2 separate regions of the Homo sapiens genome follow, and region 1 is linked to region 2. Evidence: chromatin contacts called from ENCODE Hi-C data. All regions are on one chromosome and are shown on one strand. Each heading gives the region's core, a stretch centred on a gene start or an enhancer-like site at or near the end of the contact. The rest is flanking DNA. Distances are from core to core; before and after follow the strand shown. Region 1 holds the start of TEX9 (testis expressed 9). Region 2 holds the start of ZNF280D (zinc finger protein 280D).

Evidence for each region. A loop is a pair of places that touch in the nucleus more often than their neighbours do. Pooled maps may share reads with other maps.
Region 1: a loop to region 2 is called in a map with no recorded cell type, with 4 times the contacts of the local background. The contact joins the promoter of TEX9 here to the promoter of ZNF280D in region 2. A Hi-C loop is called at or near these places in 9 of 37 single-sample maps with no recorded cell type and 7 of 50 pooled maps.

What each region holds. Positions count from the first base shown.
Region 1 is chr15:56,364,173-56,366,872 of GRCh38, forward strand. It overlaps TEX9 (testis expressed 9), which reads left to right and starts at 1,254. Exons shown (of 12, transcript NM_001395496.1): 1 at 1,254-1,305; 2 at 1,407-1,498. The coding sequence starts at 1,279. RefSeq lists enhancers at 718-897, 908-957, 1,498-1,547.
Region 2 is chr15:56,732,118-56,734,817 of GRCh38, forward strand. ZNF280D (zinc finger protein 280D) reads right to left here and starts at 1,392. Exons shown (of 22, transcript NM_017661.4): 1 at 1,341-1,392. RefSeq lists a silencer at 1,142-1,411.

The DNA of each region.
Region 1 (2,700 bases), core at 4-2,503, 370 kb before region 2:
GATGGAATTTCGCTCTTGTTGACCAGGTTGGAGCGCAATGGTGCAATCTCAGCTCACCGCAACCTCTGCCTCCCAGGTTCAAGCGATTCTCCTGCTTCAGCCTCCCCAGTAGCTGGGATTACAGGCATGAGCCACCACACCCGGCTAATTTTTTTTTTTTAGGAGTGGCGGGGTTTCTCCATATTGGTCAGGCTGGTCTTGAACTCCCAACCTCAGGTGATCCACCCGCCTTGGCCTCCCAAAGTGCTTGGATTACAGGCATGAGCCTCTGTGCCCAGCCTCTTTTTTCTTTTCTTTTTTTTTTTTTTTGCTACTGCTTTTGGTGTCATATCTAAGAATCCATCAAGGATTCTCAGAATTGTAATTCAAGGTCATAAAGATTTACACCAACAGTTTCTTTGAAGAGCTTTAGAGTTTTAGCTCCTAAGTTTAGGTCTTTGATACATTTTAATTTTTGTATATGGTGTGAAGTTAAGGGTCTAATTGCATTTGGATATCCAGTTGTCTCCCCATCTGTTGAAGACAATTATTTTCCCATTGAATGGTCTTGCACCCTTTCTAAAGATCAGATGACCATACATCATATCACGGTTTATTTTTGGATGTCAATTTTATTCCAAAACAATTGAAATTGTTAACCGCTTACGTGTTTCAGGCATGATCCTAAGCACGAATTCATTTGCTTCTCATAATAACTGTGAAGTGGGCACTATTCTCACTTCCATTTGACAAATGAAGTGGCCGATATACAGAGTGATTTGCCCAAGGCCATATAACTGGTAAGTGGCAGTGCCAGGATAATAATTTAGGTTGACTAACTTGAGAGCCTGAGTCTTAGCCATGCATGCTGTAAACAAAAATTAGAAATCAAAACTTCTGAATTCCACTGAAGAGCTCACTTTAAGCAAACGGGGTGAAGGTCGGATTAGCCACTAACGGTTTGAAAAGCACAACAGGGAGGGATTGCCTCACCAGCTTGCTTTCTATAGAGTAGCGGCAAAGGACCTGCCTGTTTTGGCTGAAACTCTTTCAACCCCCACAAGTTGAGAATTTGCACTAACTAAGTCGAATTTGCAGTTAGGAAGCCTTCCTGGGTTCCTGGGACAGCGCCGAGTGCTGCGAGCAAAGGCCGAGCCCGCTGCCAGAGGCTCGCGCCGCTCGCAGCACAGAACCTGAGAGTGGGAAGGCGTAGGCGCCCGGGCGGGAGGCAACCGGGATGTGGAAACTCTCGCGGGAAGATGCGTCGTTGCCTCGGTAACCGCGTCGCAGTCGCCGAAGATGGCGGGGCGAAGTCTGTGTCTCACGGTCAGTTCAACTCCAGGCTCCTGGGGAGCGTCTGGGTTCCGGCGACTAGGACGCCTAACTTCCTTTAACTTCGGGTCTGAAAGTCTGTGGCTCTTTTACAGAGAAGCAGCGTTCCAGGGACTCCGTTCCCGCCACCCGTTCAGCAACCCTCTACACCTGGACCCGACCTCCTCGCCTTGGAGGAAGAATATAAGTAAGAAATTCGGCGGTTGAACTTTTCCTTCTTTCTTTCATCTGAATGAGGCTGCTTACAAGTACTTTTTTCTGGAGACTGGCTGGATCTTCGGGACCACTCACTCTGCAGCATTCCCTTCTCGTCATCTCGTTCACCTGCCGTTTATCCTTTCTTTGTCTTTGATCTGAGTAGTTCGCCTGCGTATTAGAAGATATTTGAAGTGGGCGAAAATTTAGCCCAAGTAAGCATGTTGTTTAATTTAAAACGTAGCCCAAGTAAACAGCAAGATACTGTTGGAAGTTATTTGGGTAGCAGGAATTGCCACGAATAGTTAGTTCACTTGATAGTTTAGGTTATTTCGCTTAATATCAAGTTCATAGAGTTTACCTTGTGTAAATTTCCTTTAGGTTGGTTTCTAAATTGAAAGGATGCTTCCCACTGCAATCAGAATTACCATTCTCGTTCAAATATTCCTTTTCTTATCTGTTCTCAGTGTAATTACAACTATCCTGACAACGGTGCTTTCATTCTTGGCCCATTCTACTCCTCATCCCCAAGTTTTCACACAGCAGCCAGTGTAATCTTTTAATTTGATCTACCATGCCTTTGCTTAAAATTCTACAGTAGTTTCCTGTTGCATTTCAAAAGCTCTGATCGATGTGGCTCCTCCTGCCTCCTCTATTTGATCTTATTCCCTCTTCCCCTTTTCCCCCTAAAACTCTCCAGCTTCACTGGCCTTTTAGTTCCAAAAACTCTTCCAGGTTTTCTTTCTATCTCAGGAAAGAGACAGTCACACACGCCTTCAACCTGTAATGTGAGTGGCCTTCCTTGACCATGCTAAGTAGGCTCCCTTGTTGGTCTTTTTCATTGTCTCAGTGATTTTTCTTTCTAATTAGCATAATTTGTTACAATAAATTCATTTGTGAATTTCCTTTTTGTCTGTCTCCACTGGACTGTAAGTTCCAAGGGCAGAGGCGATGTCTGTTTTATTTGCCATCATACATACCCTTATAAAAAAGTGCCTTTTAACAACTCCCTTCCGTTTTAATATAAAATAACTAGATTAAAATTTGGAAATAGTTGGCAGTTTGTATCAGAGGGTTAAACTAGAGTTATCGTATGATCTACATATGATCTATAAGCATATTTGAAATTAAAACTGAAAGGTACTGTGTTTAGGTGAACTATACACAGACCAATTTACCACAGCAAGTAGGAAG
Region 2 (2,700 bases), core at 142-2,641:
TAGAGTTGAGCACCGGAGAAGGAGTCAGAAGACCTAAGGTTCTATTAATATAATTGGCCTTGGCTCTTCCTAGTCAGTGACCTCATTAAAGTCCTCTCCCTGAGGCTCTGTTTCCTCGCCTGCAAAATGATTCCAGCAACCCAGACCACTTCAAAAGGGGCTAAGAGATACAAATCAGGGGTTATCAATGAAAGGCACAAAAGCAAGACACAATTACAACAGTATTTGTAGTGATGTTAAAACATCAGAGGCACACAGCCCTAACAATGGTATAAGCAAACCAGTGCCTTCCCTGGTTAAGTTTCTGCGTGGAGACAGCTGGAGTTGGCACAGCAGTCCCCCAAAGCAGGACACCTTACAGATGCTAAGAGGCAGCTTTTGTGCTTTAAAACTGTCCTTCTAGCGTTCCATTTTATGTTTCATGGCACTAAAAAAGACAAATTCTGTCCAAACCTGAAAATAAAGCCAAATATTTAAGATGACAGATTTTTTTTTTTTTAACAAATCTTCGCAAACAAAGGCCTTTGGCCAAAGGTCTCCCGTGCTTGCAGAAGCGGGTTCACCTTGACGTTTTTCCTCTCCAGCAGATTTCTCCTTAAAAGCGTTAAAACTTGCGATAAGTTGGGAGGAATTCCTTCCATCGCTGGAGCAGGCTAAAACCTCAGAGTGAGATCATTCTTTCCGTCTCAGTAAGTGAACCTTGCAAAGCTCAGAAAATTTTGTCTCCAACTCCACGTTTCTCCTCAGGGCCCTTCTTCTGTAGACAATAACGGGAATTCTATGGCAGAGGAGGGGAGGTCTCTTTGACAAAAATGAGGGTGCAAACGTGGAACGACCGGTCATCTGGGCAAAATGAGGGGCCCTGTGCCTGCAAATCCCGAATCCCCTTTGGTCTCCTTTCCTACGACTGAAGAGACACGGGGGTGGGCTGTGGTGTGAGGACCATGGGTCTTGGCCAAACATCGGCACAAAATGTACCAAAGGGAGTTGCCTCCAGAGAGAAAAGCCAAAACCAGGCTGGGGACAAACAGGCGCACACGCCTGGGAGAGGAGGTGGCGGAGGAGCAGAAGGCGAAGGCCTGCGCGGCCCAGGCCTGCAGCAGCCGAGGCGGCTGCCGCGTCGCGCCGGGATACCTCCTCCCCCGCCTGGGCCGACGCAAGATGGCGGTCCGGCCGCCGCCGCGCAGCCGGTCTCCTCCCCCGCGCTCTGGGCGCTCCCGACGACCCGCGCCGGCCTCAAGACCCCCAGTCCAGCGCCCCCGGAGTGAGGCGGCGCAGGCCGCGCGGGAGGGCCTCTGCCTGCTGCAGCGCAGGGCGGGCGGGGGCGGGGGGGCGCTTACCGTGAGCGGAGCGGATCGGCCTGACTGGAGCCCTGAGGAGGAGGAGAAAGAGGAGGAGGAAAAGGAGGAGCACGAAAAACTACACTGCGGCGACGGCGGCGGCTCCCATTGCGGAGCTGGCAGCCGAGCCGTGGAAAGGGGGGGGCTCTCGTGCAGCCGGCGCGCTGCCTCATGGGTAGGCTCCGGGTCAGCCTCCCCGTGTCCGAGCTCCCTGTCTTCTCGCCGACGCGGGAGGCGGGCACCGGCATGTGCGCCGCGTCGCGGGCCCTCGAAGACCCACGCGCCCCGCCACGCGCCGGTCCGGGGCGAGGGCCAGGGCCCTGCCTCCATGTGGGTGCGAGCTGCTGGCTGGTGTGGCCGGGAGGCAGCCCCAAAATCCGGACTGCTCGGAATTTGCAGGCGAGGAGCCGTGCGTTCCGGGCCCTCCGCGTGTGTAACGACCCCCAGTCCGTTGGCTTGGAAAGTGAAAAGGTCATGGGATACAGCCGCCGTTCGAAAGAAGCAAGGGGCCTGTGGGTCGAAGACTAAACCAGGAGAGAAAAAGGAATCGTCCGTTTCTTTAAATAACGAGCTGATTTTACCAAGTCTGTTTTAAATGTGTGGTTTTGCTTGCGTTCCCTGTCGAGGTCAAATACGAAGAGACGAATCTGTACATTTAGCGTTTTATTTGGGACACAGGAATTGCAAGTTCAGGTTATTTACACATACAGGGTGGTCTTCAGTATGTCAGAAGAACAAAGAGGAGTTAGGGGGTTTTATTTTTTAAAAAAAGTTATCTATTGTTTTTCTAGAAAGTTCGTTGACATTTAGTAAAGTTTTGGGTAGCTGGTTAGTTCTGACTGGTGAGGGAAGGGGCTTGGTAAAGCTTGCCCTACAGCTGCAGCAGGTTCTTTGAGAAGCTAAAACCTGAAGATAAAACCTGTTTCAGGTTACAGCAGGCGGTTTCAGCAGCCAGGCTTGCTGAGAATTCCATTCTTAGAGCAATGTTATGTGCCCTGAGGGCTTCCCCCAGCACTGGCTTCTCCATTCTTTTAGTTGGCTATGACAAGAGTGACCCAATTAGAATGATTAACTTGCACACTCTAATTCCTAACTCTGCCATCTGCATATTAACCTGTAATAGCATTTTTTAAAGTTTGACAACGAGAAGTATAAGAAATTTACAAGAAGAACACTTGCCAAGATACTGCTTGCGTAAATACTTGCTAAAGGTTGTATTCTGATCTGTAAGGAAAGTTTCCTAAACTGATTGTCTTCTCAAGAGCAATGGCATTACTGGTGCAGCTTGTGAGTGACCAAGACTTGAAATCTTGCCTGTTAGGATCCATAACAGACACCCTGTTCAATCACTGAATCTTGC